Regions from separate parts of the Homo sapiens genome. Here region 2 is linked to region 1. Evidence: read pairs that join two places in POLR2A ChIA-PET (ENCODE). Cell type or tissue: PC-9. All regions are shown on one strand. Each heading gives the region's core, and the rest is flanking DNA. Links, peaks and the distances in the headings are about the cores only.

Region 1 (15,297 bases), core at 3,265-11,264:
TTGCAGATTGGACAGGGTTGAGGTGGCTTCCTCGTGCTGCCTGGGTAATCCTTCTTGAAATGCCCTGGCTTGCCACATCTGTAGCAGTTAACAGGTGCACCCTGGGAATTCTGGGGTTTGTGGGCTTGCATGGTGGCTATTGAAGCCTCTGTATCTTTCCAGTAATTCCTCTGTCTCTCCTGGGCCTCCATATCTCTATCATAAGAGACCAGGGTGGCTACTAAAGTACTATCTACCAAGGGTCTCCAAAGTACTATCTGGTCCCAGGGCCCATTTCTGCAACTTCTTCCTGATATCAGGAGCTGCCTGGATAATAAATTTATCCCTTAGGATTAGTTGTCCCTCAACAGAATCAGGAGATAGAGAGGTGTGCTTTACCAAGGCCTCTCTTAGCCTTTCCAGGAAGGCAGTGGGATTTTCATCAAATCTCTGGTCAATCATGGATTACTTAGTATAATTGAGAGGCTTGCTCCTAGTCTTACAAGCCCTCCATTATACACACCTGAAAGTGCCTCTTCTTCTAGTCTCCCATTTCATCATTGGGATCCCATCCAGTGTCATCCATTGGTACTGCTTCTCTTCCAGTTGGATAATGTTCATCCCCTTTCTGACACTATATATGATACAAAGCTCATCCCCAGATCTCTCTGCTGCTTGCAGAGTGGCCTGCTTCTCAGTGTCCATTAGGGCCTGATTCAAAAGTAAAGTAACGTCTCTCCAGGAGAATTCAAATACTTGGGTGAAATTCTGGAAAGCCTCTATATATCTGCCAGGGTTATCTGAAAACTTGCCAAGATCCCCCCTTAATTTGCTTTAAGTCCAGTAGAGAGAAGGGGACCTGAACCTTACTGAGGTCAGATTCAACAGGCATCTGTTGGAGGGGCAAGATTGAGACTGGGGCTTGTCTAGGGTGAGGATTTCTAGGAGGGAGCAAGTGAGAAGCTGAAGCTGGATAGGGAGGTTGGGTGGACCCAGAGGAGCAGGGCTGGAGGGAGCTGGCTCCCCTGCTCTAGGATTTGTATCTTTAGTTCTCTCGGCTTGCCCCTTGCAGCCTTTCCTGAGATGGCAAACAGCAGGCCTGGACCAATCTTACACTGTCAGCAAAAGTCTGGATTGCCTTGCAAGGTGTAGAAAGCCTGCATATATGAGGTCTCAGACCATCAGTACTCATGTCTACGGAAATGGTCCAACTGCCAGATGGTATCAAAATGAATGGTTCATTCCTGAGGCCATCATAGTCCTTCATAATTTGGACAAACCTTTGTGCACAGGGCTATGAGGCATTTTTCCTCCGAATTCTGAGGGTCAAAGCAGTCCCAGTGGTTCAGGATACACCCCAGAGGAGTATAGGCTGGCAGTGGTGAAGAGAACTGGTTGCCCATTATGAAAGACAGGGAATAGAGGTGTCCCTCATTTCCCTTCCTTACTGCAGCGAAAACTTGGGGTGTGATGGAGAGAGGAAGCAAGTGTCCTTTCTTTTTCTTCCATCTTTTTGTCCCTGAGTCTCGGCAACCTTGGCAGTCGCCACCCATGGTTACTGATCCGGCATGCACCCATGAAGCAGGGAAGGCCTAGAGAATAGGAATTATTTGCCCTTAACTTTGCCTCCATTTTTCCTACTGCCAGCAACCCTTGGGTTCCCTGGGCTTCATTTATTCCATGGAGCATGGCCTCCTTCCATGAGGTGGGGGGTTTAGTCAGCAGGAATTGGTCCTGCCCATTTACATTGTGCCTGTTGCCTGGCTTTGGACCCCTCAGATTTGGTTTTTCTTTCTATGGCCTCAGCCTCAAGCTTGGAGTCAAGTTTGAGACTAAAAAGTATTTTAGAGGGTTGCATGTATCTGTTTAGATTAAACCTCAAATGAGCCCTGATGAATTTGCAGTTATCAGGGGGATAGGAACCCTCTAATCTAGAAAAGGAGAAAAGAGAAAACAGTTAAAGGGTCAAAACGGGGAGGTCCTGAGGGAAGAAGCCCTTGCTCACTGCTAATGGGTCCTTCCCCCAGTTTGAACTGAGCTGAACTCCTTGGCCAGGAGAAGAAAAGTTCCACTGATGCTGCAGGCGGGAAGCACCAGCCAGCCGGCTGCGCAGGGTCCTGGTGGCAGCTGCAGTTTTCTCCTGCCCCTTGTGGCCATTGGGTGTGGCTTTTGCATGCTGTGGATATGCCCAGGTGCCCGAGCTAGGAGTTGGGGGGTAAGAAAAGGAGGTGCCATGTGCACCTGAGACTGTTGGGGTGGGGGTGGTGATGATACTTCTAAGAATAAACAGAAATCACATTGTTCTGAATTGCACTTTTTTTTTCTTTTTTCCTTTTTCTTTTTTTTTTGAGATGGAGTTTCACTGTGTCACCAGGCTGGAGTGCAGTGGTGAAATCTCGGTTCACTGCAACCTCCACCTCCCAGGTTCAAGCGATTCTCCTGCCTCAGCCTCCTGAGTAGCTGGGACTACAGGTACGTGCCACCACACCCACCTAATTTTTGTACTTTTAGAAGAGACAGGGTTTCACCATGGTGGCCAGGCTGGTCTCGATGTCTTGACCTCGTGATCTGCCTGCCTCGGCCTCCCAAAGTGCTGGGATTACAGGTGTGAGCCACCACACCCGGCCTGAATTGCACTTTTGATGGCTGAGCCAAATGCTCATTCTATTTAATATTGCACAGCCTGAACCAAAACCCGTAACATCATAAAGGAAGAGATGAGAGCCATTTCAAACTGTGAGAGAAGAGAAGACATCAAGCAAAATCTGGGGGTTTTAGCCAACAGACTTCAGTCCTGGGGCCTTGCAGCAAAAAAACACCTTCAGTTGCCCCAGGGCTTTACAGGGTGTGGCTCGCCTGTTCTGTTGCTACACGCTCAAACCCCTGAGGGGAGGGGAGCATGCAGATGGACAGGTGCAGGAGCCTAAGTGGGGGTGTGTTACAGTGTGCCCTTTTAGCCCTGCTGTCCATGGATGGCTTGAATTTAATCAGCTCAATGGACACTCTGCCTTTTCACAAGGGCAGAGGGCCAATGTGACCACTTTTTGTATCCCAAGCTCTTGCCCAGCATCCTGGAAGAATCAGGCCACACATGGGCTTGAAGGTTGAATGCAGGGTTTTATTGAGTGGTGGAGGTGGTTCTCTGAAGGATGGATGCAGAGCTGGAAGCGGGGATGGCACGGGAAGATAATCTTCCTGCTGGGTGGCCAAACCTCTCCGACCACCCTCGGCTGAACTCCTCTCGGCGTTCAAATGTTCCTCTTCTCTCTTTCTCTGCTGTATCGTTTCACCATTCATCTGCTTGTCTGGGATGGTGAAGACAACTGTTTGCTCATTCTAAACGACACGGAATAGAGGCGTCTCCTCATCTGCTCATCTGCTTCTGGAGCCCGAGGTTTGGGGTTTATATGGGTACAGGATAGGGGAGCATGGCAGGATAAAAGGCAACTTTTGGGGTGCGAAAACAGAAATGGCTGTTCCCATTTAAGGCCATGGGTCTCCAAGCTTGAGGGTGGGGCCTTTGCCAGGGAACTGCCCTCTTCTATCCAGTATTTCCCTGTCTCCTGTCCATATCAAAATATGGCCCATTGTAAGGCAATGAGCAGAGGAATTACCTGATTGGATTTATATTTTTAAAGGGCCACTCAGGCTGCTTTGTTAAGAATAAACTGAAGGGAGATAGAAGCAAGAAAGCTACTTAGGAGACTATTGGAGTACTCTAGGGAGGTATACTGGTGGTTTGGACCTGAGGTGTATTAGTAAGAGATGGTGAGAAATTGCTCGATTTGGGGGATACTTTGAATAGGTGACAGATTGGATGTGAAGTGTAAGACAGAGAGGAGCTAAGGTTTTGCAGCCTAAACTGCTGGAAGATTGGAGTTGCTATTAACCGAAATGAGAAAGGCAGTGGTTGAAGTGGCTTTGGAGGGTGAGAAATATTAGTGAAGTTTAATTCTTACCCTTGTTTCCCTTGTGAACTCCCAAAATTTAAGACATGTCTCAGTTAATTCAGAAAGTTTATTTTGCCAACGTTGAGGACACGCCCATGACACAGCCTCAGGAAGTCCTGACAGGTGCCCAAGGTTTATATATATATATATATTTCTAAGCAAACCAAAACAATAATAATATGACAACCTGATGATATAAAAGATATGTATATATGTGTGTGTGTATATATATATATATATCTCCTCTTATTGTGACTTATACTGACCGCTCATGACATGGTCAGACTTTCTAATTTGTTCTCAACATTCTTTTTAAACAACCAGTTATTTTATTTTAGGACTATATTTACCATGCAGGATTCTTTCTTACCTAAAATTACTTTTCTTTCAGCTTCTTTACCTAAAAAAACTCTTTTATTTTTATAACTTTCTATGCATCTTTTTTTGTTTCCTGGTTCCTTTTACCTTGTTTTACACATAACCTTTAAGCTTTGAATTAGACGAAACTTGTTCACCTTTTTTTTAAAGACACACTTTTTTTTAGCAAGAATGTTTTCCTACAATATATATTTATTGGAAAATGCCCAAATAGTAAAATATCTATTATTTAATTTAACTTTATATTCTAAATTATGACCAGTTTGTCTACAAGTATTTATCCCATTACATTTACCTAATTATTTTATTTTAATTGTTTACCTAGATTATTTATGAAAACTATGATAGTCATGATTTAAAGTTGTGAAACCACCATTGCAAAATTATAACTAAGACACTGAAAAAAGATTTGCCCTAACTGGCTCCATCTTGCTCATAACCTCTAAGCTGTCCTTGTTCATTCCTGGGCGTAGGCCGAGCTAACTTTGGGAAGGAATTCAGCTCAAGGTTTGACTCTGAAACAAAATTGGTAACAGCCCTTTCCCAAAAAGACCCCACTTCTTACCTGGGGTCCAGTCTGCCTTTCTAGGACTAACCAATTAGCTACGAGATTGGAAATAACAGTTTAGGGATAATGCAGCCTCCCTCTCCAAGAGTCTAAACCTCACCAAATTGCTCCTGGGGATAACATCACTATTGTAAAACCTAAGATCAGTGCACTTGATGGATCAGTGGACACCACTCAGATCGGTAATCTGGCCCAACCAGTTGTGCCATCGCACACAGTAACAGAAGACATTAAGAAAACCTAACTTTGACCCACTATGATTTCATTGTGTCCGGAATTGGTGGGTTCTTGGTCTCACTGACTTCAAGAATGAAGCCGCGGACCCTCGTGGTGAGTGTTACAGTTCTTAAAGGCAGTGTGTCCGGAGTCTATACTAGAAATCATTCTTATAGGAGAAACTAGAAAAGCACCAGAGACAGGTAGCAATTTTTAGAAGCGGGACTAAACTCAGAGAAGAGAGGAGAGAGGAAGTTTGTCTGGCAGGCATTAGGAACCAGGGGGCAAGGCTCAGGATAGATAGGATAGATGGGCGAGTCTCGCTTGGGCGACATGCCTTTGAGAGTTCCGCTCATGGTCGCAGGGTCAACCAACTTGTTGTCGGGACCCCGGAGGTGCATGGCTTTCCTCTCTGTTGACCCTCGGCTCAGCCCAGAAGTACAGGAAAAGCAAAAGCTGGTTCTAGGCAAACCAATGGTCTCAACACCGAAGAGTCGGGAGTTGTTAGAAAGCCCTTTCCCAGAAAGCCTGACACCCTTGTCTTTAGTCCGGCAGCCGCGCTAGTCACTTTTAACTGGCCGACAGGTGCCCAGTATTTAGCCCCCGAACTCTAAGCAAAGACAGGACAGAATAGCAAGCGAAAGGGGTCCGATGGTACTCACTGCTTGGCGATAGGTGATTGTCTCGCCGCTCAGCTATAGGCGATGGTCTCACCACTCGGTGATAGGCGATTGTCCCATCTAGGTCGCCAAAATGTGTCTGGAATTGGTGGGTTCTTCGTCTCACTGACTTCAAGAATGAAGCCGCGGACACTCGCAGTGAGTGTTGCAGTTCTTAAAGGCGGCATGTCTAGAGTTTGTTCCTTCTGATGTTCGGATGTGTTCACAGATTCTTCCTTCTGGTGGGGTTCGTGGTCTCGCTGGCTCAGGAGTGAAGCTGTGGACCTTCGCGGTGTTACAGCTCATAAAGGCAGTGTGGACCCAAAGAGTGAGCAGCAGCAAGATTTATTGCAAAGAGCAAAAGAACAAAGCTTCCGCGGTGTGGAAAGGGACCCAAGCAGGTTGCCACTGCTGGCTCAGGCAGCCTGCTTTTATTTTCTTATCTGGCCCCACCCACATCCTGCTGATTGGTCCATTTTACAGAGAGCCGAGTGGTCTGTTTTGACAGGGCGCTGATTGGTGAGTTTACAATCCCTGAGCTAGACATAAAGGTTCTCCAAGTCCCCACCAGAGTAGCTAGATACAGAGTGTCGATTGGTGCATTCACAAACCCTGAGTTAGACACAGGGTGCTGATTGGTGTGTTTACAAACCTTGAGCTAGATACAGAGTGCTGATTGGTGTATTTACAATCCCCTAGCTAGACATAAAGGTTCTCCAAGTCCCCACCAGACTCAGGAGCCCAGCTGGCTTCACCCGGTGGATCCCGCACCAGGGCCGCAGGTGGAGCTGCCTGCCAGTCCTGTGCCCTGCGCCCACACTCCTCAGCCCTTGGGTGGTCGATGGGACTGGGTGCTGTGGAGCAGGGGGTGGCGCTCGTCGGGAGGCTCGGGCCGCACAGGAGCCCACGGGGCGCAGGGGGGTGGGGGGAGCTCAGGCATGGCGGGCTGCAGGTCCAGAGCCCTGCCCCGAGGGAAGGCAGCTAAGGCCCGGTGAGAAATTGAGCGCAGCAGCTGCTGGCCCAGGTGTTAAGACCCCTCACTGCCCGGGACCGGTGGGGCCTGCCGGCTGCTCCCAGTGTGGGGCCCACCGAGCCCACACCCACCGGAAACTCGTGCTGGCCCACAAGCACCACGCACAGCCAGGGTTCCCACCCGCGCCTCTCCCTCCACACCTCCCTGCAAGCTGAGGGAGCCGGCTCTGGCCTTGGCCAGCCCAGAAAGGGGCTACCACAGTGCAGCGGCGGGCTGAATGGCTCCTCAAGTGCTGCCAAAGTGGGAACCCAGGCAGAGGAGGCGCCAAGAGCGAGTGAGGGCTGCGAGGACTGCCAGCACGCTGTCACCTCTCACCATCTCCAACTTGACCAATCAACACTCCCTACTTTCCAAGCCCCTACCTGCCAAATTATATTTAAAAACTCTGATCCCCAAAGGCTCAGGGAGATCGATTTGAGTAATAATAAAACTCCAGTCTCCCGCACAATGGCTCTGGGTGAATTACTCTTTCTCCATTGCAATTCTCCTATCTTGATAAATCAGTCTGTCTTGGCAAAGTGAACCCATTGGTTGTTTACAGTACATTTTATAGATTTACAAAGACTCCCTCCTTTTTTTTCCTATCTTAGACTTTCGGTTTCTCGATAACCTGTTTCATAGCCCTAGGCAGTTGTCAGCTAAATAGTCTAAAATTTTCACATTAAAGGAAACAACTCAGGTGAAAATCAAATAGCAAAATTTACGTTATAAAATAGAAAGAGAAAAAAATCTGGCAGTGCTAGAAGGAGACACTTTTATTTTTCTTTGAGCCAAATTAAACATAAAATTAAACTACACTCTTCCTTAAAATCCCTAGAGTAGATTCTGTTGCAATAACTAGTTTAGTAAAAAAAAAAAAAAAAAAATCAGGTGAAAACAGAATTCAGTTAACTGAGAAAAAAAAAGAAAAAAAATAAACTTTTGCTCCAAAAGACAAGGTCTTAGGAGAGAAAAACAAACCAACAAACAAAACCAAAAACATGAAGGCCTTTCAAACATGCACACATGCACACATACACACACACACACACATCTTGGATGTTAGCCTTTTAATTAAGCTGACTTTTATCCAGTCCAAACTCAGCCTCCAGCAATTGTTAAAATTACCAGTTTATTGTGCCAGTGGCTTCTGCTCTAGGTAAGCATATTTCTTCTGTGACTCTAGATTGTCTGTCTCTTCAGATATGGGGATTTGCCCTACAAACTCCATTATCTGATGGGTTTAAGAAAAGCTGTTGATTTTCTTTGTCCAGTTTCTCTTGTTGTAAGGATTATGACTTCCATGCTCTTTACATGCTGGAGCTGAAACTGGAAGTCTTAGGGGTTGGTATTTGGGCATGTTGAATTTGACGAGTTCATTAGACTCTTGCTTCTCAAAGTGTGGTTCATGGACCTGCAGCACTGGCATCATCTGCGAGCCAGTGAGGAAATGCAGAATTTCAGACCCACCCAGACTTATAGAATACAGATTTTTCCTTTTAAAAAAATCTCCAGATGATTTTTCTGTGCATAAACATTTAAGAAGTTGCTATATTAACCATCTAAGTGGAAATGTGGCATAGATTATTGTATATACTGTTAGGCAGAGAGGTTCAAGCCAGAGACACACATTTCTGAGTTTTTGTCATGTTGGCACTATTTTAAGCCATGAAACAGATTCCCTGACCTACATCATGGACTTTAGTATCAGTGCACTCCAACTAAACCACAGGAACACATCTGTAGATGAACAAGTTGTGTTTGTTGCTTAACGCATTGAGAGAGAACATACATGATACAGAACCTTGGGGTATCTCAGAAAAAAAAAGCAGTGTTAAAAAGAACTTATTGTATGATTGGGGTTTGTGTTAGGTGATTTGTGGGGGATGTTTAAGGAAGCAGGGCTTTGCTCTGGATCAAAGGCAGTGAGAAAGTGGGGGAAATTTATGATTGGGTATCTTAATAAATGTAATCTATAAGAAAAGAAGAATGAAATAAAGCTAAAGCTATAATTGGTAAAGAGTAAAACAAAGCTAGAGCCATAAAATATAGTCAGGGAATGTGTGGTTATTTTTGAGATTTGGAGAATGTTCATGTTTCTCATGTATACTGTAAACCAAAAATAAAATTCTAAGGTCCCCCAACCATCTGAAAGGACTTCCTCCTCAGCCAAGGCTCTTTTAAAATTTTACCTGGAGACTGTTTCAGGCCTTGAAGGGCAGCGGGGGTTGGACATGCCTCATTACACCTCTCAACATTAACACCAACACAGACTTTAAGTCTGATAAGAAACATTTTTACAACCTATTGTTTCTGAAGCCTACTACCTAAAAGCTTCCTCTGTAAATAACTTGGGTCTCCACAATTCTTTATCTTAACCCAGACCTGCCTTTCTGTTGATCCAAGGTCTTTATACAAATTCAACCAATTGTCAACCAGAAAATGTTTAAATTTACTTATAGCCTGGAAGCCCCCACTCGGCATTGTCCCGCCTTTCTGACCAAACCAATGTATTTCTTAAATGTATTTGATTGATGTCTCATGCCTCCGTAAAATGGTATAAAACCAAGCTGCACCCCAACCACCTTGGGCACATGTTCTCAGGTCCTCCTAAGGGTTGTGTCACAGGCCATGGTTACTCATATTTGGTTCAGAATAAATGTCTTCAAATATTTTACGGAGTTTGACTCTTTTCATCAACAATATTCAGACATTTTCTGGAGTGGTATTGTTTTTCTTCTGGCTCCATTAGGGTCACAGAGTGGTGCTGTCTGATGTTGGTGTTCTGGGAGATTGTTTATGCCAAGGAGGAGGACACCAGGGCCTAGCTGTGAGTGCCAGGCCAGCTCCTAGTTGGGCAAAGCTTAGCCACTAGTACCAGGACAGCTCCTGGATGTTGGGGGGCTGCTTTTCTCTTTCTTACTGTTCAGTGTCTTCCCACTATTCCCTTCTGTGCCTTGCTTTGTAGGCCTCCAGTGTCTTATGTAGTCTACCCCATACTGCGAAAGCTTGTAATTTGCATAGCCTTAAACTGCGAAGGACTCAGAGCTCCAGCCCAAGTGGAACTCTCTCTGCCCCAGCTGCTAGCTGCTCTACTTATTCAAATTTTTCTAATCTAGTATATAGTTTCCCATAGAATAACCTTGATTATAAGGCAAGGAGTTTAATGGTAGGGCATCCACCAGGCTTTAAGTCCTGGATTTAAATTCTGGCAATAACATTTAGTTGTTTTGGTTAGTTGTTTAAAATCTCCAAGTTCCAGTTTCCTTATCTATAAAAGAGAACTTAATAAGCTTCCCTTTCAGAGTTGGTGGCACAATTAGAGCTAATATTTACAAAAGGGCTAAGGAAGAGCTGACTTTCAACAAATGGTGGTTATTGGTAGAAGTAATACAAAGAATAGAAATGGATCTAACAGTGACTGACATCCTCCATGGTGTCTTTAAACTCCCCATCTTGCCCCAACATCATTTATATCTAATTTATCAGCTTTGTTGGAAGATATAATTAGAGCCATATACTCTGAGAAAAACTGAGCATTTGTAGGTAATATAGAAGTCTACACACTTAAACTATTAAAGCCACTGCTATTACAGGTAGTATGAAAAGAACAGAAAATTTTATTTGGAATCCAGTAATCTATAGCTGACTACTGGCACTACAATTTGGAAATGTGCATTCTACAGCAAGTTACTTGACCTTTTGAGTTTTTGGTCTCTTATCTACAAATCAGATGTAAGGAAGGGGCAGGGGTAAGGGAGAGACTGTTGGGAAAATTACATAGGGTAATAATTTTCATTTATAAAATATTTTCTATATAGCAGAGTTTTTTACAAACAGATGTTATTATCACTAGTCCCTTATGCACATTTTTATTTGCTGTATTTATTTCTTAAACTTATTTACAGTTCTGGAATGGAAAAACCAGGAAGGAATCTAAATTTCCTCCAAGGTATTTAGCCTCACACCTTCAGGCTAAATTCAACAAAGTTTGGCTAAGTAAACTTAAATAAAGTGAGTTATGTTCTTGAGCTGTAACCAAGAATATAATCAAATGATAGTGACCAACTTTAAACACTGCTGTACCAAAAGGCTGATCTACTGAGGGCTATTCAGGGAGGAACAGAAAGGACTGGAACAATTATTTTCATCCTGACAAACAATAGTATGTAACATGACCTAGGAAAAAGTGCTTGACCCTTCACCCTTCAACAAGAAAAAAAAAATAGAAGCCAATTTTCCTAGTCACCTGTTGAGAAGAACCAAAACAACAAATATTTACCAATACCATGCTCTACCATTTTCGTTGTAGCTCTCAGTGGGCTGAGAGCTAACTTTTTCCATGTGCCTGCTCTGTGTCAAAGTAGAGGCCAGGTCCTCGCAGGAGCCATGAACTTTAATTATTATTACCCTTATATTACAAATAACAGGACTCTGGGTCAGAATGATTATGCAGCTCGTCCCACATGACACAGGTAGTAAATGGTGGAGTTGAACTGGAGGTAGATCTGCTTGAATTGAATATAGGAGATTTTTTTGCACTTTTTGGGGTACCTTGTGTAGAAAAAAAAATGCCAGCTGAATCGCTCCTTTGCTATCCATATTCCAGGGTAAAATTAATGTTCCTATGAGAATGAGGTAGAAGTCATAGAATGTTGGGAAGAAGGGACCTTTGAAAGCTCATTTAAAGAATCCCATTCCCACCTGGTGGGTGGGTCCTTTTACAGCTGCTGGTCCAGGCCACAGTGACAGGATAGGCTTTAAAGTTCTTCCATATACAGAGCTAAATTTATGGGCCTATAGCTTCCAACTATTTGAATCCAGTTGAGTTTCTTCCTTGAGGCAGAGAGCCCATGTATAATCCTTTTCTCTTGTGACACATTGTGTTTGACTGGGGTCTTCTTGCCAGCCCTTTCAATTGTTTCCCAAAAGGTGTGGGATGTGAATCTCTTCTCTTGGTTCTCCTGTGGGTGGTTTCTCCCATTGCCAAGGTCCCTCCAGGAGACCCAGCTTTTCTGAATTCCTTCCAAGATCTGCTGGTGACTTTAAATCTGCCAAAGCACTCGGTGGCTCAGGCAAGGATTGTGTAAACAATCCTAAGTCATGGAACGTGATCTACTCCTTAAGAGCTAAAGTAACCTTAAAGTGAGGCTAGAAACATATAGATGGTTCAGCCCAAAGAATTTGGTATGTCTTTTAAACCAAAATGCCACATATATTACTTGCTACATTTATATTTGATCTCTTCATCCAAAACTCCAACACTTTTTGGAGTATTGACATTTGGAGTATGTGGCATTTTCTTAAATAGGTATTGATATCTATATGTACACATGGGAAAAATACACTTTGATTTTGTGTGTTTTGAAAAATAGGCTGGGTGTCGTGGCTGATGCCAGTAATCCTGCCACTTTGGAAGGCCTAGGTAGGCAGATCACTTGAGGCCAGGAGTTTGAGACCAGCCTAGCCAACATGGTGAAACCCCATCTCTACTAAAAACACAAAAATTAGCCTGGTGTGGTTGCACACACCTGTAATCCCAGCTACTCAGAGTCTGAGGCCCAAGAATCACTTGAACCCAGGAGGCAGAGGTTGCAGTGAGCTGAGATTGGGCCACTGCACTCCAGCCTGAGCGACAGAGTGAAACTCTGTCTCAAAAAAAATAAGAAAGGAAAAAAAAGAAAAAAGAAATTATAGTATGTTTGTATATTAATAGAATATCCAAAATAGGTAGGAAAAGCTATGCTGAGGTTAAAATGAAAGAACTAGACTTCTAGGTACTGACATAAAAGACATCTAAGATATATAGTTGAGGAATAAAAGCAAGCTACAAAATTATACACACCATGTTCTTTTAATTTTTTAAAAATTTTGGTGGGTATATAGTAGGTGTCTATATTTATGGGGTACATGAGATGTTTTGATACAGGCACGCAATGTGAAATAAGCATATCATGAAGAATGGGATATCCATCCCCTCCAAGCATTTATCCATTGAGTTTCAAACAATCCAATTACATTCTTTGTTATTTTATGTATATTTGTTATTATTGACTATAGTCACCCTGTTGTGTTATCAAATACTAGGTCTTACTCATATATCATATGATTGTGTTGTCTTAATATTTCTAACCATGGGTTTCTAAACCTAAATTAGAGTCTAACTTTTGAAACACACTGTGGCTTTCCAATTCTAAAATCTCAAACAATACCTAATAGTAATAGATATTACAATACATGATGATACCCAGATCAGATCAATGGCTTATAAACATTCCTTCTCCTTTCCTTACTTATTGTATTCTCAGCCAAGGCACTCTATTTGTTCAATAAATTTGACATTTAAATCTAACATTTCTTGGTATCTCCAGGAAACAGAAAGAATAAATGCTTCCTATCTAATCTTCCTATCCTAATCTGTAGGAGTTATAACCTACTGGAGTAAAGTAAATACCACATGGAAATTTAAGCAACAGTCTGAAGCAGGATGTGGTTTGTTGACAGTCTGTGTCACAGCTGGTAAATTCAGAGAGGGGCATGTTTCTAAGCTGAAATGGTCAGGGAAGTCTTCACTGAGAAGGTGAAGTTTCAGTTGAGCCTTGAAGAATGGGAAAAATTTGGATTAGCCGAGAAAAAGAGAGGCTGAGGGAGGCAAAATCAGACTGGGAAATGGGCACAAATAAGATGAGATAAATTCAGAAAGCACATTATAACAACGAAGGAACAGGAAGTACTGTAAATAACACTTGTTAAATGTTGACTATGCATCAGCTTCCTTGTGTGTCCGCAAGCTCCTCTGTAAGATGGCTGTCATTGAATTTACACAACTTCCTAACTGGTAGGTAATATTATCATTTTATAAATGAAGAAATGAAGTTACATAATTACACATTGCTGATAACTGACAGTGCTAAGAGTCAAACACAGGCTGTCTGATTCCAGGTTTTCTGCATTCTCTCCCACCTCACACTGTGTTCCTAGTAAGAAAACTCCCCAAAGGGAAGGGATCCTATAAGTGAATTTTGGGGACAAATCTGGAATATCAGAGATACCAGATTGGGGCCTAGATTACATGGATAGTCTTAAATGCTAAGAAATTTGAGAATAACTTAATGAAAGTCTTAAATGACAAGAAATTTTAAATTATCATCTAGTAGAAAAACTTGATAAAGGTAGCATTTCAAGAATTTTCCGGGAATGGTACGTAGAATGGACTAAATAGTAAGAAAGTGGAGGCTGGAGACTAGACAGAAGAATATTCCTATATTTTAGGAATAGATAATCATTATCAAGGGACAGTGGATGATGGGCAACCTAACGATCCAGTGTGTTGTGCAACATTTCACCTCACCTGACAATGAAATCCAAAACCACTTGGAATGGAAATGACATATATGTTAATGAAGACAGATAATGTATGTCAGTAGACACAAATGAAAGAAGAAAGCCTGGATTATAAAAGGTAGGCAAGCCCTACTCAGTTAACTTCTCCAGGCTCAGAATTTGAAAATGAAGGCACTTTTACCATTGACCTTTCTGTTTTTTATTAGTTCTCCAGGTTGGGCAATAGATAGGCACTGCTACATAGGCATTGAAGAAAGCATTTGGAACTATGCTCCTTCTGGTAAAAATATGCTCAATGAAAAGCCTTTTTCTGAAGACCTGTAAGTAATCCTTTGCATTTAACAAGTTATTATCTGAAGCAAAAGTTGGTAATTGTTGATCATTGATGAAATGCTGATGAAAACTTTCTCATGATTGACACTTGCAGGACACATATGCCATTAGAACCACTTCGTTTGTTTAGTTCCAACATGGTATGGAAAAGAGGTAGTAATACAAATCCAAAATTGCTCTTTCCTGGAATGATCGCCACTCTTGTCTTCCTGACACGTTATTTTGCAGATCACAGCTAATTCTGTTTATCATTAATTTTGTTCACGTGATAAGGTATAAAACAACACTTTCCTTTTGATATGTGTGTAGCTGTTTTCTCGATTTTTCTCTTCAGATAATTGAGAGAGGGAAATATAGAGGACATGAGTGGGGTTCTGATTTACCACGGTTTAAGAGCAAAACACCTTAATGCTACCAACAAATCCACAAATCCATTTAAATGTGTAAACAGTCCTAAATCATGGGAACTGATCGACTACTTGAATGCTAAAGTAACCTTAAAGTGGGGTTAGAAACATAGACACAGTTCAGTTTAAAGAATTTGGCATGTCTTTTAAACCAAAATGCCACATGTTTTACTTACTACATTTGTATTTGATTTCTTCATTCAGTATTTCAACACTCTTCTCACCAATTATACCTGTTTTTGACTCCCATCACATTTTCTCCAGCCTCTGGGTTTTATCTGCCAAAATTAGGCTGTTGAGCTTCTGACTTTTCATTTAGCTTATTTAACACTTTGTTTCTTTCCAGTCAACATTTGTTAAAGTTCTGTCTTTTTTGTTTGTTTATAGAGAATTTCTACAAGGAGGTCAAGCGAGGAAGAGCTTTGTTTTTAAAAAGGCTTTGTATTTTCAA
Region 2 (15,297 bases), core at 4,662-12,661, 490 kb before region 1:
GTAAATATATTTGGCTTTTAAAAAAGTCAAACCATACGGACAATGAAAAGCACAAAATGATAAGCAAACACTCCCTCCCACTCTCAACTCAGTTCCACTTGCCAGGAATAACCTCTCAGAAAAAAAATAATAATAATTGACTGAAGATTTCAAATCCACAGTATTCCAAATTAAAGTACTGCACAACAGAGGAATGTTTTCTAAACTAACACCTCCATAAGCACAGGATGGATATAAATTATCAACACTCTTATGTATCTGGGTCTGTAGACTAAGAAGTCAAAGGGTCTCAAAGCCTTGCCAAGTCTTTTTCACTTCACTCAAACAGGGGGACCTGTTAATATCTCAGGACATAAGAGCTAGACTCAGACCAGAAGGCAGAGAACTCAACTGACTATTGCTTTCACATTAACACCCATGTCGTGGAGCTAGAGGTGCTCAAAGCTACCCTCTGAAATGCTTGGCCCTCATCTGAACCTCCAGACAATAAGTTCCCTCCTTTTCTTTCCCTTTAGGAAGAAGACAAGCCTACTCTATACGTGTTCAATGCTGTAACTCAAGACACAATGCCAGTAATGGAGAGCATTTCCCTTCTTGATAAAACAGTGTCTGATCTGAGAACACTGGTAACTCTGAGATGTGGCCTCCCCGTGAGTGTCTACTGTCTCCGAACCCCAAGGGGCCTGGAGATGTATGATTGCAACACCCTCAAGGACTACCAGACTGATATTGGTACTGCCCAGTATATTTGATATCAGCTACCATTTGGCACTAGGGTCCTTTGATACCAGATTTTGCAGCTTTTCAAGAGAAAATAGAAATCTAGATTTTCATATACAATCTGTTAACTTTATTTACATATTCACTTTAAAACAGTTAACACATTTACATAGTTTAAATATCAGAAGTGAAAAGGATGTGTAGTGGTAAGTTGCCCTCCCTCTCCTGGCCTTACAAGCACTTAGTTCCCTCCTCACAGGCAACCATTATTGTTTTGAAGATTTACAATCAAAACCATTTCCAAATTAAATCTGAACAAATGGAGGCATTATTTCTAAATGGAAACCTCTGTAAGTTCAGTATGGATATGAATTATCAACATTTCATTCTTGGGTCTGGGTCTACAGACTAAGAAATAAGGAGGGTCTCATAGCCCTGTCAAGTCTTGTTCTCAAAGCAGATTCATTAATATCCTCAGGGTGGAAGAGCAAAACTCAGGCCACTTCATCTCTTCTCTTTCAAAATGTACTTCAAGCATGTATAAATGCAAGTTCAAGTACATATTCTTTTTCCCGTTTTTAATGCAAGGTAGCATATGATACATGCTATTCTGAACCCTGCTTTGGGCAATTTCATCTTAAAATGTTGCTGATTATATTAAAATAATCTTTTTAACAATGTGACGCCAATGCTATACTGGCTGAAAATCTGCATTAGTGGAATAGTGTTTATCTGTTATAGAAATTACAACCTCTCTCTAAATACTATACCTTGGCTGGGCATAGTGACTAGTGATTCATACCTCTAATGCTAGCACTTTTGGAGGCCAAGAGAGGGGGGATCACTTGAGCTCAGTAGTTCAAGACCAGCCTAGGCAACATAGTGAGATGCTCATCTGTACAAAAAACAAAAAACAAAAACAATAGCAGGATGTGGTGGTGCCCAGCTGCTTGGGAGGCTGAGGTAGGAGGATCACTTGGGCCAAGAGGTTAAGGCTACAGTGAGCTATGATCACACCACTGCACTCCAGCCTGGGTGACAGCAAGACCCTGTCTCGAAAAAAAAAAAAAAAAATCTGTACTTCCAGGTCACGTCTGCAGTAGCCAAACATCAATAAGACAAACAAAAAAGGCTGTCAGATTTGTTTTAAGCATACTAAAAAATGATTTGACGATACAGAGATGATTAACATGGCCCCTACCTGACGATGACACACAAGTTCATGAAACATTTCACACTTTTTAAAAATGGTTAGAACCTTATAGAAATTACTTGAAGTAAATGAATCCTTGCTGACAATCAGCACAACCTTAGGTAACATTGTGTTGTAACATTGCAATGAAATTTGAGTTCTCCCAACATATACATAGGGCTTTGTAGGTATCCTTAGTTAAGTAGTTTTGCTTTATATAACTGCTAAATTTGCATTTATTGATACTTCTCCTGACTGTAGTATTTGCTTAGCATTATTCTTTCCTATTATTTTAAATTAAGGCTCTCAAAACTTTGACATAATTTTTTTCCTTGTTTTTGATCAGGGGAAGTGAAGTTCTACAATTTCTCCTCAGAGTACTTTGCTATAGTGCACATACCTGCTCTGCACGCTTGCTGGAGGCTGAACCCTGCCTAGAACATGATGGGGGCTCACATAAGGAAGGGCACACAGTGGCATTTGTCCCCAACTAACTGATAATTTAGTTATTTAATGAAGTACCAAAGGATGAAACAAAACTAGGAAAAACTCTGGTTGACTATTCTTCAGGCTTATACTGTTCAGATTATAATGTGACGTTTTAAGCTGGAAGATAATTTGAATTGACCCAACCCCAACTTTTACAGACTTGAAAAAAAGCAAATCATCTTAATGATTAAATGACTTGCTCAGCATGTGTCAAGGACAACATACCTACTCCTTAAAATGACCCTCTGGGAGTAGGAACTTTAGGAAATGAGGGTGTTCAGATATAAGGTTAAGGGTCTAAGCATGACCTGAGTAGGCTGTTTTGGCCACCATGAGGACACAGAGCATCAGAGGAGAGGCAAGGAAAGAAGAACCTCAAAGGGAAGGGAGGAAGGGCCATTTGGCCTGCTTCATATGCTTCATACCTTTACCTAAAGCATAACTAGTATTCCTCAAGCAGCCAGCTCACCTTTTTTAAAACTAGAAGGTAAAAAGAGTCCTTGATCAGCTTCTCTTACAGGACCTCTCTTTCTAGCCAATGAATCATCCCTGCTGCTATCAGGAGTTGAACCTTGGCCCCTTTTCCACAGGCAGTGGAAAATCAGAAGAGTTTGGAGAAGCAGTCATGTCCAGGTTGAAAATCAAAGATTTAAGTAGCTCAATTAATCACTGTACATACTAGCTCATACAAACATTTGCAAAGCTGCCTCTGCACTCTGGGTGTTTACAGTAAAGTGATAGAAATGAGACATGTATACACACTCAGTTAAAATCCAGTAAATCAGCTCAATGCAGGCTGAAGGCATGTAGGGAAGGCATTCTGGAGAAAGTGGGGCTGGAGCACACACAGATGTGGGAACCATGGATCATCTGAGAGGAGGAAGGGAAGACATTCCAGGGAGGGACAGAAAGCAGGAGACTGTTCTGCAGAGCGGAGGAACCTTGCTGAGAGCACTGGGAAACACAGCCAAGGGCAGAAGGAGGAGGGTCTTAAGGTGAGGGAACAGAGCTCAGCCTTGCTGTGGCTGCAGCTAGAGCCATGCACCTTCTGGAACAGGAGTGTTTTTTTGTTGTTGTTGTTGTTGTTGTTGTTTGTTTTTGAGTCACAGTCTTGCCTGTTGCCAGGTTAGAGTGCAGTGGCACGACCTCAGCTTACTGCGACCTCCGCCTCCCAGGTTCAAGCGATTCCCCTGCCTCAGCCTCCTGAGTAGCTGGGACTACAGGCACGCGCCACCACTCCCAGCTAATGTTTTGTATTTTAGTAGAGACGGGGTTTCACCCTGTTGGCCAGGATGGTCTCCATCTCCTGATCTTCTGATCTGCCCGCCTTGGCCTCCCAAAGTGCTGGGATTACAGGCGTGAGCCACCACACCCGGCCTAGAACAGGAGTGTTTTAGGAGAGGTTTAATCTGGTAGCAAGCAATATGAAATATAGAAAGGAGTGAGGAAAGCCTGCAGGCAGGGTGATACACTAACTGGCATGTTTGATAATCCCAGTATTAATTAGGTCCATTAGCAGTGGAAGAGACAAATCTGTGAAACACAGAAGGCAGAACAGGACAGAACATCATGCTAGATCACTTTTTTTTTTTTGAGACAGGGTCTCACTCCATCACCCAGGCTGGAATGCAGTGGCACAACCTCAGCTTACTGCAACCGCTGCCTCCTGGATTTGAGTGATTCTCTCACCTCAGCCTCCTGAGTAGCTGGGACTACAGGTGCATCCCACCATGCCTGGCTAATTTGTGTGTGTGTGTGTGTGTGTATTTTTTATAGAGACAGGGTTTCACCATGTTGGCCAGGCTGGTCTCAAACTCCTGACCTCAAGTGATCCACCCACCTTGGCCTCCCAAAGTGCTGGGATTACAGGAGTGAGCTACTGCACCTGGCCCTAGATCACATTTAAGTAGAGGAAAGAATCAAAGCTCTCACACTAGGACAGTGGTGGGGAAATTGAGGAAAGGAGCTATTTTCTGGGTTTTAAGCTTTAGATATGAGGAAACTCAGAGAGTACTTTTTTTTAAAAAAGTTACTCAGCTGGTCAGTTAGTGGCAAAGCTGTAAGTACAACTGAAGTCTTCTAATTTCCCTTTACTGCAAACATGGTGCTAGTGCTTGAGTGATGGTTTGGGTTAGCAGATACTGATCCTGCCCATGTAGGTGGAGACCAAGCCCTATGAGGGGTACATTCCTCAGAGAGTAAATATAGAGAGGAATGTCTTAAGGGCCAATGGCTGGCACTCAGGACATGCTGAGGTCAAGGCAAGCACACGGAAGAGTCAAAAAATGAGACATGGAAAGCTGTCAGAGTCAGGAGGAGAACTGGAACTTTGTATTGTAACAGATGATGAGACTGTTTTCAAGATGCTGGTAAAAGTCCAAAGACAATTCTGAGATAAAAAAGCTTTGGATTTGCTTTAAAGGTCTTTGGTGGGCTTAGAGAGAGCAGCTTTAATAAAGGAGATGGAGAAAGAAAGATTTTAGGGATTAAGAAGAAGATGAGTAATGAAGGGATAAGGGAATTCTGGTGGTAGAATATCTAATGACTAACTTATCATAAATCTATCATGATAAGTATATCTTAATATGTGTGATTTTGTGACTTGAGGCTTAGTGACATATCACACAGGTCCAATACATACATATACATGCACACACACACACACGCACACACACACCTAGTCTTACGTCAACCTGTATGGTACCAGATGCTCATTTTAGACCTGCTTCTAGCTCTGAAATCACTGCCCTGGCTTTTGCTTTCCTCTTTCTGATCCACATGCTTATCTGCTTGTTATTCTGTTTTTATTTCACATATATTCATAAACTGGCATTCATCCTTTCTGAAACAAGGAGTACCTAAACAAATGAGTGAATGAATTAATGCCTTTCTTTACAGATGATACCAATTGGTACTCTTCACTATAAACACCTCATAGGATATATTCATGGCTGCCTGGGCACATTGCACCTGAGAAACCATTCCAGGAGCAGGGTTGTGTCAGCTCAGATCCTGAAATCTGAGCTGGCTCCAGGGTCCTTTTACTAACCTTTAGGCTCATGGAGACCTATGGTGCTATTTTAATTCCTTTTATTGATGAGAAAACTGAAGTTCAGAGAAGTTAAGTGATCTGATCAAGATTACACTGCTAATAAATGATAATCATACACCCAGGACTGGGTTCTTTCCAACAATTTATACTGCCAAACCAGTATGCTTTTATTGATGGCCTTTAAGTTCTAATCAATGTTTTATTTTGTTTCTTCCATCACAGGAAGCTCAAACCAGAGAAACAATTTCCATATTCAGGAAGAAAAAGTCCAAATCAGATAGGCATGTGTTGACTCCCGGGGTATGAACGAGGAATCCAGAAACTTGGGAGTCAGGGGCCACATGTGGCAAGGTTGAAGATGATTGCCTAAATAGGCACTGTTGCTCCCATCTGCTGTCCTGTGTGGCCTAGGCATAGTAGATACGTTTGCAAGCACAGAATGGACAGATCCAGGTTTTGTAAAGTTAATACAATTTTGTGGGCCCTCTTTTTAAAAATCCAAAACTAAGACAAGAAAATTAGCAGGCTCTATAGAAGGTAGTGAGGGGCCCTAAAGCTTATTAGTTTTCCTCTCTCTTCAGTAATAGGTTTTAGTTGTATTTTCTGGAGCAATATAGCGTTTTTCAAGTAAATTTCTATTTCCCAACAGAATTCCTAGGCTTATGAAGGAATTTAACATCTGACAAAGAGGGCATTACAAAGCAACAGGGGTGAAAGGAAAATCTAATAAACAGTGCTGGCTGACTTGCTTAGAAATTCTCTGGATATTCAAAAGCTGAGCATTATCAGGACTGTTTCATTGCAAGGAACTGAACTGATGGTTATAACACCCGTAATATTTGCTACTAGACAGGGAATTAAAATGAAATAAAATACAGGGCCTGATGGAGGTGCCCCACCAATGTTAAGGAGATTTAAATCGTACGGTCCTCTCTGTAGTTTTCAGAATCAGGTCTCATTCAGCAGTAGGCAGGAGGGCTAGAGAGAGCTGAGACTCTGAGGATAGGCAATCATCTGGAGAACAGGTAGGCCAGGAAAATCCCATCTATAGACATCCAGCAGGGGAAGGTTAGCCTCATATAAGTCCTTCTGGTGGAAGGCCTGGAATAGGCAGGTCAGTCTGCAGCTGTCAGTCGGTAAGGCCGAGGAAGGCAGAGGGTGATCCTCAGGGAGATCCATCAGGGACCTTGTGAGTGAACCACAGCACCAAGGTAGTGAATGAATGAATGAATGAATGACAAAAGAGGCAGGAAACTAGATAAGCTGATGTTGACATCGAGGCTCTGACAACGTGACAGAAATCTAACCCCAGAGATTAGGATTTAGAGTAGGAAATTCAGAAATGAAATCTTAGTCTTAAACCCAAAAAGTGGGGTAGAATATTGGGATTCACAATATAGGGCACAAAGTGGGGACTTGCTCAGGAGGAACAGAAGTGACTAGAATATCTGACCAGGATGAACAGGAACACTGACTTCCTACCAACCCTCTGAGTTACTGACCTACATCTTTTTCAGTTTTTGTAGAGATGGGGTCTCGCTGTGTTGCTCAGGCTGGTAAACTCCTGGCCTCAAGCAATCCTCCCACCCAAAGTGCTGGGAATACAGGTGTGAGCCACTGCACTGGGACCCTGGCCTAAATCTTAATAAATTCCCTCCTACGGGAATTAAGGTTGTTCTCTGGACCTGGGGCTGGCTGGTCCTTCAAATGGAGACTGTGTAGCCTCGGCTGTGGAGGACTAAGGAGGCTGCGGTATGGGGCCAGGCTAAAGCTTTCTACTGCTCATTTGGGAGTGATTTTCACAATAAACTAAAAACATAGATCATTTCAGCAGGAGATAAAATAAATGCACTTGGAGCAGTGTTTAAAGTCCTTTGTTTCCAGTGCATGAGAATTAAACATTTTATGAGAAAGTTTAAGTGCAGCATGAAGCTTTAGAGAAAATTAACCTAGTGTAGCAAGTATGGTCCGTATTTTGGAAAATGTTTATCAAGGTATTTCTACAGAATAGCTGCAGGACCACTACTTTATGTCTACAGAATAATTCCAGAATTCTCCAGCAAGGAGAGTAAACTCTTCTAGCTGAGGCCCGAGTTATGAGGATCGAGGCAGGTGAGGGGGATGAGGGTAGTAACGCAGGTCAGGCCTGTGAGTAAACAAGTATGCAAATAGGAATCAACTCACAAAGAATAGCAAGTCCAAGGTCAAGAAATCCAAACCAGAGTAAGGAGTAACAGAGGAAGAGCCCCATTTCAAGATTACAGGTTATAACATAGAATGTCCAATAAGGGAGGGACTGGCAGGGAGATATCCTTTGTCGTGTTCGTGTACAGAGGAGGCAAGAAGGAAAAGAGAGGGGAAGCAGAAAGGAAAGAAAGAGAAAGGCAACTGAAAGGGGGAGACTCTCTAGGAATTAGAAAGAATCCTAAAGACACATTCCAGGGAATTCTGGAAATTCCCAGCTGGCTGAGAAGCCTCAGGCAATTCATGTGTCTCTGAACCTCAGCTTCCTAGTCTATAAAAGGGGGCTGCTGAGTGGGCTGGTCTTTTAAGATCTATCTTCACCTTTCTGTGATTCTAAGATTACTGGTGTTCTGAAATCTCAGCCAACAAAGATAAGCACAGTTTAGACACCACCAAGGCCAGAAACAGCCTGGTGTGCACAGGGAAGTGCAGGCCAACCTGCTCGGTTAGGAGGGCAGAGCATGGCCAGAAGAAGTTTGGGAGTCCAGCAGAACTTCATTCAACAAATACTTACTGAGTGTCCACCATAAGCCAGGGACCACTGTGGAAAGCAGGCACAGTGGCAGTGTCCCCACCCTCCTGAAGCTTGGATCTCAGTGGAGGAGGCAAACACCATCAAGCAAACAGAAAAATATCTCATTTTAAGCAGAGGTTAAGAGCTACGAAGTAAAAGAAGGCAGGATAATGGAATAAAGAATGATGCAGTAAACTGATGGGAGGCTATTTAGATAGCTGGTCAGAAAAGAAGACAACATTGAGCAGAGACCTGAATAAAGAAGGGAAGGCTGCTGGGAGCTTCTCAAAGTAGATTTAGGTGAAAGATTACCTAGGCCTGAAATAGGGCAGGACTGGTTGAGATGGAGGCAAGGAAACAGAGTTCTTCAATATTGATCAGGTAAACCTGTCAGGCCTAAGCAACCGTTTAGATGTAGGACATGAAAAAATGAGAAGGATGCCGGGCGCAATGGCTCACACCTGTAATTCCAGCACTGTGGGAGGCCAAGGCGGATGGATCGTTTGAAGTTAGGAGTTCGAGATTAGCCTGACCAACATGGTGAAACCCCTTCTCTACTAAACATACAAAAAAATTTAGCTGAGCATGGTGGCCTGTAATCCAGCTACTTGAGAGGGTGAGGCAGGAGAATCACTTGAGCCTGGGAGGCAGAGGTTGCAGTGAGCCAAGATTGTGCCACTGCACCCCAGCCTGGGTGACAGAGAAAGACTCCGTCTAAAAAAAAAAAAAAAAAAAGGAAGGATGGAGGAAAACTCTCTAATATATGGCTTAGGTAGCAAAATAGATGTACCACTCACTGAGAAAAAAAAATGCAGGAGAAAAAGCAGGTTGGGTGAAAGATAATGAGTGGTCTTTTAGAATGATGGGGTTGTAGTGCAATCCCTTCTTTGGTAATATCGCCAGCAGGGGGAGTCTGGAGCTGGAGCAGAGGCTGGGCTGGAGATTGGGACTTGGGAATGAGTGACACCTGGGTGGTCAATGAAGCTATCATCGCCACTAAGATTGACAATTAATCAGCTATCAAGTATTTAGTGAGCACCTACCAAGTGTCAGGCTATACGGCAAGTCGTGAAGGAATTTTCTTCTTAATGGGAGCATGAAAAAAAAATCTTCAAGCAAATAAAATGATTTCAAATACTGATGACAGGGGCAATAAACAAGTTAAAATAAAGTCATGGGATACAAAGTAATGAAGGTGAGGAGGTAGTGATGGCAGAGATTGCTTTAGCTATGGTTGAAGTGAAAACTGAATAAAAAGGACACAGTCCTGTGAAAATCTGATGAAGATCCTTTCAATCAAAAAATTGTAAGTCATTAGGTCCTGAGATGGGAGTAGACTTGGTGTGAGGACAGGTGAAAGGTCAAGGTGGCCATAATAAATGAATGAAGCAGAGTGAAGAGAGGTAAGTGAGCTAGGTTGGTTCACATAGGGAGAAGGCTGGGTTTAATCCCCAGGGAACTTGCGTAAATTGAGAAGAACGGAAGGCTGAGGAAAGATCCCTGGGAAACACCAGCCTGAAGGATAAAAGGAATGTGGTATCACAGAAAGGGTAGACTTTGGAGAAGCAAGTGATAAGTTCTCCAGCAGCAGTGAATTACTTTAATGTTTGTAACGGAGAACAGCTCCTGTTTCATAAAGGATAGAACAAGCAAATTAGCTGGTGAGCATCTTTCCACTCCCTCACAGCCCACTCATAAGCTAAAGGCCCCAGAAGACTGTTTGTCCTGCCACAGGTTCCTTAGTTTCCTCTTCCAATATAATGGCTTCAGTTTACATGGTAATATATACAGCAGCATTGAGTCAATCTCCACAAGACTGTTTTAAGATAGCTGCAAAAAAATACTTCAGTGCTATACGCCATCATTGAGCAGATGAGAAAATGGTAATACACAGATGCCAAACAGCTTTTCCAAGCCAATAATGGCCTATGCTAAAAATACCATCCCTGTCTCCTTGTTCCAAGGTTATTTTTCATTTTGCATCTAGCTAAGCCTCTGTTTGGGGAAAGCTACCATTAGAAGTTTTATGGATTGTCAAACCACACTGCTGGACTGGAACCATAAACCACCTCTCTTGATCCACAGGCACAACACTTCGCTTGGATGTCTGGGATGGATGGAAGGAATTTCTGATGGGTTGTCTCCTTGGACAAAAACTTAAAGTCCAACGCTACTTATCAAAAGAAGGACCAGTACTCAAGTATGAGAAATTAATTTTAAATTAACTTAGCAAGTGCTGTGATTTTTACTAAACTTCCATCATACCTTGAGCCTGCAATTCACTCACTCTACAGCTGGGGTGCTGCTCTATGCCAGTTCCACTTAGTATGTCTCAACCAAATATTATTATTGACATATTTGTTGGAACAAAACAGCAGGGATGCCATCAGGACTGATAGTCTTGCGATTCAGGTAGACTTTCCTCAGGAAATACTAACTACAATTAACCTTTGAACAATGCAGGGGTTAGGGATGCCAACTCCCCATACAGTTGAAAATTCCCATATAACTTTTGACTTCCCCAAAACTTAGCTACTAATAGCCTACCATTGACCAGAAGCCTTACTGATAACACAGTCAATTAACACGTTGTGTATATGTATTATATACCATATTCTTACAATAAAGTAAGCTACAGAAAAGAAAATATTAAGAAAATCATAAGGAAAAGAAAATATATTTCCTAGTCATTAAGTGGATGTGGATCATTATAAAGGTCTTCAATCTTCAGGTTGAATAAGGCTGAGGGGGAGAAAGAGGAGAAGGGGTTTGTCTTGCTGTCTCAGGTGTGGCAGAGGTGGAAGAAAATCCCCAAACTGAACCCTGACAGTTCAAACTCATGTTGTTCAAAGGTCATTAAATGGTGATTAAATGGGTGACTTCGATTTGGTTTAGATATGAGACTTTCAGCAACATTTTTAAAGACTATCAGAATAAATACAGACAGTCCACAACTTATGATGGTTCAACTTAGATTTTTCAACTTACAATGGTGTAAAAGTGATATTAATTCAGTAGAAACCAAACTTCCAGTGCCCATAAAACAATTCTTTTTCATTTTCAGTACAGCATTCAATAAATTATAGGATATATTCAACAGTACATTATAATATAGGCTTTGTGTTAGATGATTTTGCCCAACTGTATGCTAATTAAGGTAGGCTAGACTAAGATTTGATGTTCAGTAGATTAGGTGTATTAAATGCATTTTAGACTTATGATACTTTCAGCGTATGATGGTTTTTATCAAGACGTAACTCTATAATAAGTCAAAGGACGTCTGTATCTTGCCAATTTCACATTCAGTTATTCTTTAAGAAAACACTTGTTAATTGGCTGAAAACATTGGCCACGTCTTCCTAAGCTCACATGTAATTTTTCAAACTGCATTTATTACCAGCATTCACACTTTTGCTATACATAAAGTGTAACGGGTATAGCTGGGGCAGGAGGAGGGTTGGTTCAGAGAGGCAGGCGGTCATTTTAATGTGTTAATACAGCCATCAGCTTCTCAAATACATAAATTGCACTAATCTGTAGGTTTAATAGTACTTTAGAAAAGTGCCCCCTCATGGGTGATTTAATCATGTTTTGCAGAAGCCAACACACCAGGAGGTCTGAGGCTCTGTGAAGTGATGGATTAGAAGAGCAGATTTTACAATTTTATAAAATATTCTAATATTTTATACTAATTTCTATTGTGGGGTAGTGATATTTCTTTTTCCATGTTCTGCATCCAAAGAAATAGCTGTGTTGCTTTGTTACTTTTAATAGTGTATATTTATTTAATACTTTACGGCAGACACTGTGTTATATTTATTACCTCATTTTATGCTTGTAACAATTTGATGAGGCGGACACTTTTTAATCTTATTTTACACATGAGGAAACTAAGATCAGAAAACCTGCCCCATGTTGGCTGGGCACAGTGGTTCACACCTGTAATCCCATTACTTTGGGAGGCCAAGGTGGGCAGATCACTTGAGGTCAGGAGTTCGACACCAGCGTGGCCAACGTAGCGAAATTCCTGTTTCTACAAAAAATACAAAAATTAGCCAGGTGTGGTGGCTCGCACCTGTAATCCCAACTACTGAGGAGGCTGAGGCAGGATAATTGCTTCAACTCGGGAGGTGGAGGTTGCAGTGAGCCAAGATTGCATCACTGCACTCCAGCCTGAGCAACAGAGCAAGACTCTGTCTGGGGAGGGGGGATGGAGGAAGAAAACCTGCCCCATGTCACACAAATAGCAAGGGCAGAACTGGGTATTGAATTGTAACAATTTAACTCTAGTGTTCATGTGCTTGACCATCTATACTTGACTTCATCTTTAAATAAAATCTAATAGCTCAGAGAATGTACATGATCAGACTTAAAAGCTCCTTGTATTTCCCCATGCATGATATTTTTCGAGGATTTAATTTTTATAAGAAAGATGACCACTTCAAGGAAACTATTTACACGTGCATAGTAGGATAATGTGTATAAGCAGGACTTGTGCAGTTTAACCTGTATGTCACTATATGCCTTTTCTAAAAATATTTTAAGGTAAAAGTTAAGAAGAAATAAACATTCAACTAGAATATTTCATGAGCATTTAGTGTAACTACATTTGTCTGTTTGCTGATTTTCTAAACACCCCCTCCCCACTTGTTTCACTCATTTAGGTATCAGAAAAGGGTAGCCCTGTACATTGCTGCTTTTTGTGGGTACATTGAACTCACTGAATGGGCCCTGAAGCAGGGTGCGCGGCCCCACGAGGCAGTCGGTGTTCACCCCTATCGAGCATGGTGCCATGAAGCCCTTCATGCAGATGTCTCTAAATGCCCCATTCATGCAGCCGCAGAAGCAGGCCAACTGTTGATTCTGAAGGCCTTTGTCAACTACAGTGTGCTGTGCCTGGAATGCAAAAATGCAGCAGGACAAACTCCCCTGACCATTGTGTTCAAACACAAGCATAAAGACTGTGTATTATATTTGCTCAGTAAAATGTGGTCCACAGTTTCTTTTCCAAAAATTTCAGTCCCAATGAGGATTTATATTAAAATAAAACAATGGATCCTCAGAGCTCAGAGTCACAGTCTTCATAAAAGCCAGTTTTGTGGAGCAAGGGTCTTTGGGGCAAAAGTTGGAGACACTGTGATGGTGGATGGTTTCACCAAACCAAAAATGACCTCCAAGAGCTGGCATAAGGCTGGGAACAGCGACTCACAAAGCATCGTGCTCAAGCTACCATCTCTCAGCAAACAAACTGCAAGCAGCAAACCTGTCAATCCTTTGGCAATTTCACAGCCGGACACAAGAAAACAAGCCCTCAAATTTCATCCACTGGTGAATGCAAGTTCATTCTCTGAATTACAAAAACATCAACAACAAAATCAGAAAAAAATTACTGCCACAGCTAGGAAAAAAGAAAAGCTCATAAAAAACACATATCTTCCCCAAGTCCCCCTCCCTCCAGTTTCAAGAGTGGGATATTCACATCCATCGTTTTTCTATGCAACACCCAGTGCTGACTTTTTACTGAAGTCCTCCTTCTCATCTTTCTTAGAGCACAGTGGGAAGACTCCATGGGAGAACGCAATCTACTGCTTAGCTGTGGCAAGGTAATGTTCTCCCCTTAAACATACAAACAGCAAAGCTTTTATAAGGCAGGTCCAGGATAAGGAATGGTCCATAATGCCCTACTATGCCACTGAAAGTAATACAAGTTGTTCCAGTGCATCAATACCCAGCTTCAAGGACCTCATCTTAGCCTCATCACTAGGACAAAATGAATTAATATTATTGGCCAATCCAATCTGTGCAGTACTTTACTCCTCAAACTTTCAGGAGGGAAAGAAACACAGTAGAAAGAATTGTATCAATTCTCAAGGTCCCTTGCTGCTGCTGCTGCTGCTGCTGCTGCTGCTGCTGCTGCTGCTGCTGCTGCTGCTGCTGCTGCTTTTCTTTTTTCTTTTTGTTTGAGACAGGGTCTCGTTCTGTTGCTCAGGCTGGAGTGCAGTGGTGCTATCACAGCTCATTGCATTCTTGAATTCCTAGGCTCAAGCAATTCTCCCATCTCAGCCTTCCAAGTAGCTGGGACTACAGGCACATGCCACTATATCTGATTGATTTTTTTTTTCTGTAGAGATGAGGACTCACCATGTTGCCCAGGTTGGTCTCAAACTCCTGGGCTCAAGCGATCCTCCCACCTTGGCCTCCCAAAGTGCTGGGATTACAGGCATGAACCACTGTGCCTAGCCTGCTAATGCTTCTTCTTTTTCCTCCTCTTCCACTTCTTTGTCTTCCTCTTCTTCTTCTAAAGCTAATAAAACATTAATTGTAATTAGAGGGGAAAGAGAGAAAACTGAAATATGGGAGGGAGACATAAAAAGTGTCATAGAAAACTAAATGGTAATGAAAATGGGAAGAAAGAAAGGAACACATTAATGACAAATTGAATGATTAAAGACTTGAATTGACTGACTAGGCAAGATACACATATGGGGTGAGATCTGTATTGGACAGGGTGCTAGAATTGACATTAATATTTACAGTGAGTTAAAAGGTAATCCTTAGCACATCTAAAGAGATAAGAAAGTGTATCGGAATTAGATGTTTAAGGTACACAACTCTCTGATTAGAGCTCAGATCCCATCCATTACTTATGAGGTATTATTTGATGCAAATTTTACAGTTAGAAATATAGATTTACAAGCGACTTTTCCCTTTACTCAATATAATGAGAAGTAAAGAAAAAACAAGGCTAGATTGTTCTACTTGCTTTTCTGTACTGGTCTTTAGCTCAGCTCAACTTTATTTCAGTTAGGTTGTTGCCACCTTGTGGTGAGAGTAATTTGGGCTGTAAAACTCAAAATTCAATATCCAACAGAGTGAGGTTGACAATAGAGGAAGACACTTAATAGCTTAATAGTCTCAATCTTTGTAATTTGTGAGATATCTCTGACTAGAATGTATAAAAAGAGATCACCAAAAATTCTAGAAATATACTAGGAAAATTATTAATTGAAAAAACTACATAGTCCCTCTTAAAATAAGGCTGTAAACAAGAAAGGAAATATTGATTTGTTTTATCAACAGATACAT

Evidence for each region. Peaks named below come from ENCODE experiments on the same cell type or tissue, not always from the same donor. Only the 100,000 strongest peaks of a DNase experiment are listed, where the experiment ranks them.
Region 2: POLR2A ChIA-PET joins it to region 1 with 14 read pairs; 2 of 35 experiments call an interaction of 5 or more read pairs at or near these places.

Annotation. Positions count from the first base shown.
Region 1 is chr3:149,275,639-149,290,935 of GRCh38, reverse strand. It overlaps TM4SF18-AS1 (TM4SF18 antisense RNA 1), which reads right to left and starts at 6,157. Exons shown (of 2, transcript NR_186251.1): 1 at 5,754-6,157. In PC-9, for the core only: no CTCF peak of the experiment used is centred there; no DNase peak of the experiment used is centred there; H3K27ac peaks cover 984 bases.
Region 2 is chr3:149,765,674-149,780,970 of GRCh38, reverse strand. It overlaps ANKUB1 (ankyrin repeat and ubiquitin domain containing 1), which reads left to right. Exons shown (of 6, transcript NM_001144960.3): 3 at 516-732; 4 at 10,297-10,411; 5 at 12,876-13,814. It also overlaps the pseudogene RNU6-507P. Among named protein-coding and RNA genes, the nearest start is that of ANKUB1, 19 kb to the left of the region's middle. In PC-9, for the core only: CTCF peaks have their summits at 8,863 and 9,091 (motif pointing right); no DNase peak of the experiment used is centred there.